Regions from separate parts of the Homo sapiens genome. Here region 2 is linked to region 1. Evidence: read pairs that join two places in POLR2A ChIA-PET (ENCODE). Cell type or tissue: GM12878. All regions are shown on one strand. Each heading gives the region's core, and the rest is flanking DNA. Links, peaks and the distances in the headings are about the cores only. Region 1 holds the start of RRAD (RRAD, Ras related glycolysis inhibitor and calcium channel regulator). Region 2 has its middle 14 kb from the start of CBFB.

Region 1 (5,362 bases), core at 56-5,055:
AAACTCTGTCTCAAAATAATAATAAAATAATAATAATAATAATAATAACAACAACAACAACTATAATTCCACGGTATTTGCGGCTTTGAGTACCGGTCTCAGCCCCTAGTCCTAGCCCCGGGATCGCCCCTCCCCTGAACAGCTGGGTCCCCTCACCTGCTGCCTCTGCTTCAGGCCCGTCCTCCACACCGCCGAAGATGCGCGCCAGGGCGCTCTTGCCCACGCCGGGCGCCCCCAGCAGCAGCACCTTGTAAACGCTCTCGTCTGAGTCGCTGCCCCCTGAGCTGAGCGAGTCCTCGGAGTCCTCGGGCCAGTCCAGCCTGGGACCCTGGGTCCCCGTCCCGGCCGCGGCCGCCGTCAGGGCACCCGGGGTCAGCGCCGCCTGCAGGTCGCGCTCGTCCACCGGCATGCTGCGGCGGTGCAGCGGCGGGGCGGGGCCCCAGGGTGTGCTGCCCCGACGGCGCTCGCGCTCCTGGCCCCCACCGCGGCTCCCGCCCGCTCCGCTGCCGCCGCCGTTCAGGGTCATCGCGTCCGGGACCGTCTAGGGGATCAGGAACCCGAGTGGCCGTGTAAGCCGCGAGGGAGGCGGGACCCGGGGCGCACCTGCCCAACCCGGAGTCAGGCGGGATGCTCCGGCCGAGGTCCCGCCGCAGCCCTCCCCCAGCCCCCAGGTCGCGGCGCCCTCACCCGGGACCCCTCCGGACCTGGCGCATCCATCTGCAGCCGCCCCGACCCCGCTCCGCCAGGACACTCACCCACTCGCACACAGACACGCTCAGGACTAGGATCCGGATTAGGAGGCCACGCACTCGTAGTCCGGACTCGGACTTTAGGGTTTCCGCCGCCGCTGCTGCTGCAGCCACCGCCTTCTCAGCCCGCACTGGGCTCTGGCTCCAGAGCCGCCTATTTAAGCCTCCACCCGCCCCCGCTCCCGCCCCCGGTCCACGCTGCTGCGGGGGCTGACGTGTCTGTCCACCCCCACCAGGGGAATCCCCCACCCTCTTCCTCGGACCTTACATCCCCGACACCCCGCCCTACCCGCCAGGGGAGTAGCGGTAGCTGTCTGGGAATAGAGGGGCTGACCGGTAGGCGAGGTCCGGAGCTGAGGGTGTGTGTGAGAAGGAGAGAGAGAGCGAGGTTGCGGGGGGAGTACGTGATGGGGAGGCAGGCAGCGGGGTAAACCCAATCAGCCAAAAGCAGCAACTGCCCTCTGGAGAAGAATTCGGTCTGGCCCCGTGAGACTGAATTCTCCCTTTCCTCTCCCCAAGTCCCGGCTCGTCCTTTTAGCAAGTAAGCTAGTTACAGGCTGGACAGAGATCCCCCTTCTCTGCCCATGACACCCACTCCCCATAGGCTCAGGTCTGAGCTAGAATTTAGGGGGTGTCCTAAATTCACACAAAATCCTTTCCACTCCCCATCCTGGAGTTGAAGATTCTCCCTAATGAGCCTAACCTTCAGTGTGAGGGTTGGTGTCACCCCATGAGCCCCTGGGGGCCCTGAGAGGGCTGTTGGGGGTGGGGGCAGCTCTGACAGAGTTGCAGGTGGAGATGCCTGCTTGAACCCTGGGGAGGATACCCCAGCCCAGAAGAGGGAAGGGATTAAACTCAGTCCCCATCCCACCTCCCAGCACCCACCAGGCAGCTGCCAGCAACTCTGCTAAAAATAAATAATCTGCCCCAGCCCTGGCCCTGGCCGTGGCTCTGGTTATTCTGCTCCTGGACTGGAAGTTGCCCAGAGTTGGGGAAATCCAGGCCAATGGGTGTTGAATGCCAGCAGGAGCCAGCCACTTCGAGTCGTCAAGGTCTCCCTTCTTCCCTCTAGCTGTAGGCTGAGCCAGCCACCCAGGGCACATCCAGGGCCTGGAGGTTCAGGCCCCCACCCAAAAGGGGCATAAACACAGGGTGTGGTCAAGGCATGAGGAGTGTCTTAGCTCCCTGCTCATCTCTCAGGGGTCTGAGGGTTGCAGGTCAGGCTGTGAGGTATTTTGTGACAGGGACCTGCTATCAGACTGTGACATCTGATTGTGACAAGTGTGGTGGGGGTGGGAGGGCATCCATTTGGGGCTCAGGTGACATCACAGATGGATGGACCCTGGTGGGCTGTGGTAGGTTGTCATGGAGACCTGGGCCAGGCTCTTTGGCTGCTGCATCAGTTTCCTTGGCAACGCCTAAGAAGGCCTTGGATTGAGGAGGGCCTGGCTCGGTAAGATTAGGGCCCTCTTGTCCTTGAGGTCTTCAAAGTAGGCAAAAGCTGGGCTGAGGGGTGGCCTGCCCATGGTCCTAGGGGATCTTGGAGGCCTGAGCATCCCCATGCTGGTTCTGGCTTCCTGAACGAACTCCAGTGGGAAGAGGAAGTTATGGGCAGAGCCTCCCGTTAGCAGGCAAGTCTAAAGAGCCACCACACACTTCCCATGAGGAATCCTGGCTGGGCTGCCTGTGCCCCCTCCAACCCCATGACTGTGCCACTGGAAAGAGCCTCCTCTGGGTGTCTGGCAGAGGGCGAGGGTGGGGGGTAGCTGTGGCCCTTCCCAGCAGGGGGCCATGCAAAGAAGGAGGGCTGGGTTTCCCCTCTGGCAATCTGAGCTCTTGACCTCAGCAGTGTTTCTTCATTGCCAAGGGAACTGCAACCACAAAGGGCCACTCAAGCCCCAGGCATTCCAGTGGCTGCTCCAACAGGCCAGAGACACTCACCACAAGCTAGATATGGCCAGGGGCCCCAGGGATTAACACCAGGACACAACCTTGAGACACCCCCACTCCCACCACCTGGTTCTCCCAGCTCTCTGGGCTGAGCATGGCTGCCCAGGAGGAATAAACTGAGGCTAGAACCACTCCTAGGTCCGCCCGGGCTTCAGATCCCAGCTGTGCTCCTTGCTAGCTGTTTCACCTGTGTCCATTTATCTAGGCTGAGCCTCAGTTTCTCCAGTGTAGAACAGGGATCACCTCTTCCTGATGGTTATTATAAGACAAAACAAACATGAAATGCAGAGGCACAGTAGTTGGCTCAAGTCGGGCACACAGTAATATCTCACTAAGAGCACGTTTATCATGATCATCCTTCGTTGGATGGGGCAGGTTAGGTGAATTTGTGGTCCCTCTCCTGTTTCTGCTCCACTCTCTCCAGGATGGTGGTCTGTCCAGGAGTGGGGCAGAGGTCTCAGGAACAATGCAGATACCTCTCCCCTAGCCCCATACCCATGTCTCCTCTCTGTAGGACCCCACACTCTTCCCCGTCCCTCAGGTGACAAGATGCTGCAGAGGGAACTGGGCTGGGCTTCAGTGTCCCCACCCCCTCCTCACACCACAGCCTTCAGGCCCCAGAGCCTCTGCTGTGTTCTAAGGCCCAATGCATTCATTCATTCCGCGGTCCTGTACTAAATACCTACTGTGTGCCAGGCCCTTGTGCTGGGGGCAGGATGATGAGCAAAAATAGACATGGCCGGGCATGTTCATACATGTCATCTAATCCCTGGGTCAAACTCAGCTATGATTTGTTGTTCCCATTTTGTAGACATGGTAACCAAAGCCTGAGGAGTCACAGGCCAGAAACAGCAGAGCCAGACATACCTGGTGGAGGGTTTCAGGAACCTCAAACTTCACCATCCCCTGTACCCTTGTGTCCTCAGATAGCATCTGGGGTTCCAGAAAGTTCCCTGGGCACTGGCCCAGGATGCACAGATGGTGGCCCTGCAGGCAGCCAGGGGCCAGGCACTGATGAGTCAAGAGTGACAAGAGAACTATCTGATATGTCAGCTGTGGCATGAGCAGTTTGGTGTCCCTCACCCACCATGGCCTGGCTGCCAGGAAGGCCAGCCAAATGACTCAATCACACCTGCCGCCCCCATGACTCCCTTCATCCCCAGCTCAACACAGACACCATGGCCACCTCAGACAGGGACTGTCCGGCAGAAGGTACACACGTCGTAGGGTGTGAGGCCTTCAGCTCGGGAAGGCTCCCTGGGGCTCAGCTGTTCACTCTGCCTCTCTGGAGCCCTCAGCTTCCTCATCTGTGCGGGATACAGTGCCTAGATCATCAGAGCTAGGCCTAGACCCATTTAAATCTCCCAAGGGCAGTCCCAAGTGGTTGCCATGACTATCCCCCTCACAGATGAAGAAGCTCTGGGCAATAGGGGCTGATGGCTTCACCTCTCTGATCTTAGGTAGCCAGATCCAGCACCTCCTCTTGGTCATTAGGTGGCGAGGCCACTCCCTCCTAAGAGTGAGCTGAGTGGGAGCAATAGGAGTTGGGGTTCAGGATGGGCTTAGCCCCTTCTGTAGGCAACGGCGCCCCCTGCCAGCTGCACAGCACCTATCAAGCTGCTCAGGGCCTCCTTTACTCCCTAGCTGTAAGTTTTTTTTTTTTTTTGAGACAGGGTGTTGCTCTGTCACCCAGGACGGAGTGCAGTGGCACAATCATAGCTCACTGCAGCCTCAACCTCCTGGGCTCAAGCGATCCTCCCACCTCCGCCTCCCGAGTAGCTGGAACCACAGGCATGCACCACCATTCCCCACTAAATACACACACACATTTTATTTTAGAGACAGGGTCTTGCTATGTTGCCCAGGCTTGCCTCAAAATGCTGGGCTCAGGCGATCCTCACATCAGCCTCCCAAAATGCTGGGATTACAAGTGTGAGCCACCGTGCCCGGCTAGATGTCTTGAGAAGTAAATTAGAGTTGTCCCTTGGTATCCACAGGGGATTGGCTCCAGGATCCCCATGAATCCCAAAATCCATGAATACTTAACTCCTTTACATATATTTTTTTACTTTGTTTTTTAAACTCAACTTCAGTGGCTGAGATCAAGTCTCTTATATAAAATGGCACAGTATCTGCATTTAACCTCTGCACATTCTTCCATATATTTTAAGTCATCTCCGGATTACTACTGTAATACCTAATACAATGTAAATGCTATGTAAGTTGTTGTTAGACTGCATTGTTTAGGGAATAACAACAAGAAAAAAAGTTTGTACATGTCCAGTACAGACACAGTCATCCTAGGCCTAACTACATTTTCGATCCACAGCGGGTTGTACCCATGGATGTAGAACGCATGGATAATGGAGGTCTGACTACATTTATTCTAGAAGCCCATTTCCTGTCCGAAAATTGGGGATAAAGAATAGCAAGCGAGGTGTGATGGCACATGCCTGCAGTCCCAAGAATTCAGGAGGCTGAGGCAAGAGAATCCCTGGAACCCAGGCATTCAAGGCTGTAGTGTGCTATAATCATACCTACGGATAGCCACAGTACTCCAGCCTGGGCAACATAGCGAGATTCTGTGTCTCAAAAAAAAAAAAAAAAAAGAGAGAGAGAGGATAGCAATTGCTGCATAGGGCTGGATGGAGAACTGACTAGAT
Region 2 (5,300 bases), core at 1-5,000, 88 kb after region 1:
ACTCAAGAGGCTGAGGTGGGAGAATCGCTTGAGCCCAGAAGGCCGAGGCTTCAGTGAGCTATGATCATCACACCACTGCACTCCAGCCTGGGTGACAGAGTGAGACCCTCTCTACCGCCTTGGCCTCCATAAGTGCTGGAATTACAGGCACAAGCTAACTGCTCGGCCCCTATGCCTATTTCGATGCTCCTGAATAAAGTCTGCTTTACTGAGCTTTAATAAGGACCATGAATGATTTTTCTTGAACGCCCCTCCTCATGCTTTCTCACATGGGTCTGTGGGGAGGGCAGCTGCCTCTAATGGCCACCTGCCCAGGGCCCTCCTCCCCCAACTGGAGGAAGTGCAGCTGAGCAGGAGCCAGGGCTTAGTCGGGTCCAAGCTGGCTGTGGCAGATGCGACAATCATAAAGGGCTCTGAGGAAACCCTAGGATCCTCCATAGGAATCCAAGCCTGGGAGAACCCCAGTGGGCAGCCTGAATGCTGGGTTGGCCCCTGCCTTCCACAGCCCCGGCTCCACACCCTCCCCATACACCCAGGAAGGTGTCCCTCTTCTCGTCAGCTCCTCCCTGGGTTACATTGCTGGATGACAGAGGCGGGAGGGCTACCTACTACTGCCCCATCGTCCCACCTTGTCTTCCTGCCCCCACTCAGGTCCTCCCACGGCCACTTGGAGTCTCTCCTGAAGCTGCTGCCAGGCCCCATCCCGCGTGGATCGGTGCGCAGAACAGACTGGATCTTGGTGAAAGCCCGAGGACACTTCTGAGTCTTGCCCCAGCCGCCCTCCCCACCGCCGGGTTTCATCCACCCGCCCGCGCCACCGCGGGTACGAAAGAGTGCGGGCGCTAAGCTCATGCAGGCATAGTGCACACAGGAGCCCCCTGCCAGCCGGGCCGGGCCGGGCCGCCCACCTGGGGCTGAGCCTGGCTCCTGGCTCCGGATGCAGCGCCCCAGCTTCTCCCTCGCCACGCCCCCACCTTCCACCCGCGAAGCAGCAATTACCCGCCCAGGCGGCTGGGAAAGGGCCAATTAGCGCAGGAGACGCGGCCCCTCTGCGGGGCCCCTGCTGACCGCAGCCCACGCAGCGCTGCCTCCGCCGCGGGCCCCCAGCCTCCCGCCGCTCGCCCGCCTGCCACAGCCCTCCCTGCCGGGCCGACAGCGCTGGCTGCCTGGGAGTCCCGGGGGACGCGCCGTCCGGCCTCCCGCCAACTGCAGTCACGGATCCAGCCGCCTGGCGCCAGCCCAGAGCCGGGGCGGACGTGCGGGCGCCGGGAGCTGAATCTCGCCTCCGCTGGGTGGTGGGGGCTAGTGGGCTGCGCTCCACTGAGAGGGCTTCCGCGCCCCCGACAGCCTGCGCTTTGGCGCCCGCCAGCAGTCTCCAGGCGGGGGCGGCCCGGCCCAAGCCTTCTTGCCTTCTCATGGCCCTCCTTGCTTCTTCCGGCCCTCCAAGGCCCGGTTCTGGGCTGGCCGAGCTGGAGCAGTTCCCCACTGGTGGTTACGGCAGAGCCAGGCTTTGGAAACCCACGGCCGGTGCTGGATCGTGCCCCGCGACAGGCACGTAGGCAGGATACGGGGTGGGCAGCACAGGGACACAAGCACTCATTACTGACAGTGAATGCATGAACTTCCTCCCCTGGGTCCCTCCCCTGCACAACCTGACTTACCCACCTAGAGGCTTTGGGAGACCCAAGAGGGATGGGTCCTACCCTCCAGGAGCCTGCAGGCTGCATGGGCAGAAGATCCAGGAGCTTGGCTAGGACCCCAAGCTAAAGAAAGCCCCGAGGTCCAGGGAGGGAGGCATCGGGTGAAAAAAAAAGGAGGGGGGCGCTGGAAGAGGGAGTTGTAGGGGACAGATGCCACCCGTCAAGGCTTTCCCTTCCCCCAAAGAACCCCCTTCCAGCTGAAACTGGTCACACTGGGGCCCAGGAGTAAGGGATAAAGTGGGCCTGAGCCCAGTACATCCTCTGCAGGAGGCTGAAGTTTCTGAAACAAGAAGTGGGAGAGGGTTCAGTAGGAAGGTCCACAAGTGAGGTCGACCAAAGAGATCCTGCTGTTTCCCCATGAGTGCCACAAGGGACTGGGGTGGAAGGGCTGAGGCTGGACCAGTCCTGGATGCAGTGGCCTTTTCTGTGTGTTCTTCCTCTGCTCCCTCAGGTCTGGAGGGCTGGGAGCCTGCTGCGTGCTCTGGAACTTTACTCAGGTCTTGTTGAGCCACTTTCTTTGGGAAAGTGTGGACCATGTCTCTTAAAGAACCAGAATTGCTTCTTTCCACCAAGGTCATTAACTGTGTGGAGAGGGAGAGAGCCCCTGTCAGAAATTGGGGGATGCAGACTGAACAATGAAGGAACATAGCAACAATGAAGGAACATAGGGACAATGACACCACCTTGAGTCCAGTGGAATGAGGTGCGGCTGCATTAAAGAATGAGGAAAGGGACAGAGACAGGTGTAAGAGACGATGGAACAATCAGCCAAGAAAGTCAGGGGGTTGGCTGGGCGCGGTGGCTCACACCTGTAATCGCCGCACTTTGGGAGGCTGTGGCGGGCAGATGGCTTAAGCCCAGGAGTTCGAGACCAGCCTGAACAACATGGCAAAACCCCATCTCTACGAAAAATGCAAAAATTAGCCAGGCATGGTGGCATGCCCATGCAGTCTCAGCTACTTGGGAAGCTGAGGTGGGAGGATGGCTTGAGCCTGGCAGGCAGAAGTTGCAGTGAGACAAGATTTTTTAAAAGGCCAGGCATGGTGGCTCATGCCTGTAGTCCCAGCACTTTAGGAGGCCGAGGCAGGCAGATCACCTGAGGTCAGGAGTTCTGGACCAGCCTGGCCAACATGGTAAAACCCTGTCTCTACTAAAAATATAAAAATTAGCCAGGTGTGGTGGCACACACCTGTAATCCCAGCTACTCAGGAGGCTGAGGCACAAGAATCGCTTGAGCCTGGGAGGCGGAGGTTGCCAAGATTGTGCCACTGCACTCCAGCCTGGGCGACAGAGTGAGACCCTATCAAAAAAAAAAAAAAAAAAGTCAGGGATGGACGAAAGAGGCAGAAGCTGGTGGACACACAGCCAGACAGACAAATGGAAAGAGAGCCAGGGCAGTGCTGGGGCAGTTCAGACAAGAGAGGGGGCATGCCTGGACACTCAGAAGGTAGCCATGGGCAGGGATCTGTTTTTCATCACAGTTGTCTGACCACTGAGACACCTTGGGGTGGGAGGCTGATGGAAAGGGAGGGCTTCCTGGAGGAGCCTTTGAAAGGACCTATAGGGAATAGTGGAGGGAGTGAAGGTGGGAGTGGAGGGGAAGCTGTCTCAGCCAGAGGGCACAGCAGGAGCAAAGGCCTGGAGGCAGGAATTGGCTTGTTCAGTCCCAGCAGCTCTATGTCAGTCAGCATGGCCCCCACAGAAAGACTGAAAGAGGAAATGGCCCAGAACTGGAGCACCAGGCCTGTAAGCTGGGAGGGAGCATGGACTCTATGCTGAGGCACTAGGGAGCCATGGGAGGGGCATGTCTTGGTCAGATTCACCTTCCAGGAGGGTCTTTGAGGTTACCTAGTACAGAGACACTGGAGGAAGAGAGAGTGGAAGTGGGCAGACCAGGGGATGGTGGCAGAGAACTAGACAGTGGGTCCTTCGTGGAATCGAGCAAGCAAGTTCCCAAAGTAGATGGTTAGGACCTAGTGACACATAAGGGCAGGTGTACTGTTTTTCCAAGGAACTTTAGGCCAAGGCAGGAGGTCAGCTCTGATCACTCACCTCCCCCACTCACAGGATGGCCCCTGGTGTACTCTGGCCTAGCACACTCCCACCCAGCCAGGTCTGGGAACTCACATGGCCCCTCCCCAGACCTGGGAGACCTTGGCATCTACCCACTGGGCCCAGGAAAAGCCCCAAGAGGTGTCCAGTCCAGGGTGGAGGCACAAACAGACCTCCCACCCCACAGAAAGCTTGTTAAGACAGCACTCTCAACTCCCACCACCAGCCGTCTGTGCAATGATGACTCCACTGCCATGAGGGGTTAGGCTTGGGTCTGTTTGGGAAGCCAGTAGGTAGGGGAGGAGGGCCCAGATGAGCCCAGAAAGAACTCAGAGGCTGAGATCACATGGCCGACAGAGCAGGGTTCACCACGCCTTTTAGTCAGAATTTAGGGAGATGTGTGTTCCTGTCTGGGCCTGTTCTTTTGTGTGTCCTCAGGCAGACCACTTGCCTCCCTGGGCCAGACTTTCTTTGGGAACAGTCCCTGTTTTAGGACAGGACTCTGGCCTCAGCCCCCTGTAGCCATGGTCCAGGACCCCTGTCCACTCCAAGCCCTTTCAGCCACAGGAGCTGCTGGCAGAGCACATTGGTGACCTCACCAAGTAGCTGCTGGGTGATCATCATGGATCCCCCGCCGACAAAGAGCAAGAACCCTTTTGAGGGGGAGCCTGAAGGTGAAAGAAAAGGCCTTTCAGGAAATTAGCACCAGTGGCAGGAAAATTCATCAAAAGCTGGAGGAGGCGCCTGTGGCCGATTCACGTCTCTTGCCAAAGAGGCAGCTCCTCTGACCTGGGGGAAGGGCTGGTAGCTTCCGGGGCCTTCTAGAGACCCCACATCCTTGGGCCTGTTGCTGGGCCTCTCAGCACCTGGCAGGGGTGCCACCATGGATTTGCTGCTCCCAAATCACAGGATTCTGCAGTGCTAGGAAAGGCTGCTGATGAGTAGGGGGTCTTGGGTTTTAATGTAACTCTTCCCTCTGCTGTGTGATCTCAGACACTCAACTGGCTTCTCTGATACTCCCTGCCAGGAGAAATCCTAACCTGCCTGGCCTCTAGGCGACCAATATATCCACAATACTCAGTATATCTGAGACAAGAATATTTTTCTGAAGAGTGAGGATGCAACTATACCCAAACAATCATTGGTAGTGGGAGGTCTCACGTGAGAAGCAGGGAGGCAGCCTGAATGTTGAACCCATTATTCTGGTAGCAGCCCCACCTGCCAGCATCCAGGTATGGCCGACAGAATAGCTGTTGCAGCACACACCTCCAGGGGGCACCATTTCCATGGTTTACAGTCTGAATGAGGCCTGAATGTAACCTGAGCTTCATGACTGCCTCCTCTGGGCTTGGTACCCACAGGCACACTCACACTACACACGTGCCTCAGAGAATGCTCTGATTGGTTGATCACGATCACCACCTAACCTAAAGCATCCACATTGGTCAGGCTTTGGAGCCCGCACTTCTGCTCTAGCTATGCATGGCTCCCTTCAGCTCCCAGGGCAGGTCCAGTCCCAGGTCCAGCCAGATGATTTAGTGCTGATAG

The links. ChIA-PET counts read pairs that join two places held together with the same protein. Peaks named below come from ENCODE experiments on the same cell type or tissue, not always from the same donor. Only the 100,000 strongest peaks of a DNase experiment are listed, where the experiment ranks them.
Region 2: POLR2A ChIA-PET joins it to region 1 with 5 read pairs; 3 of 35 experiments call an interaction of 5 or more read pairs at or near these places.

Annotation. Positions count from the first base shown.
Region 1 is chr16:66,924,654-66,930,015 of GRCh38, forward strand. It overlaps RRAD (RRAD, Ras related glycolysis inhibitor and calcium channel regulator), which reads right to left and starts at 882. Exons shown (of 5, transcript NM_004165.3): 1 at 756-882; 2 at 157-541. The coding sequence starts at 526. RefSeq lists silencers at 247-686, 817-876 and enhancers at 2,502-3,701, 3,419-3,588. In GM12878, for the core only: CTCF peaks have their summits at 384 (motif pointing left) and 4,281; no DNase peak of the experiment used is centred there; H3K4me3 peaks cover 1,021 bases; H3K27ac peaks cover 469 bases.
Region 2 is chr16:67,012,999-67,018,298 of GRCh38, forward strand. No RefSeq gene overlaps it. Among named protein-coding and RNA genes, the nearest start is that of CBFB, 14 kb to the right of the region's middle. RefSeq lists enhancers at 292-793, 794-1,293 and silencers at 758-1,297, 4,891-4,940. In GM12878, for the core only: CTCF peaks have their summits at 1,234 and 2,384; no DNase peak of the experiment used is centred there; H3K4me3 peaks cover 973 bases; H3K27me3 peaks cover 159 bases.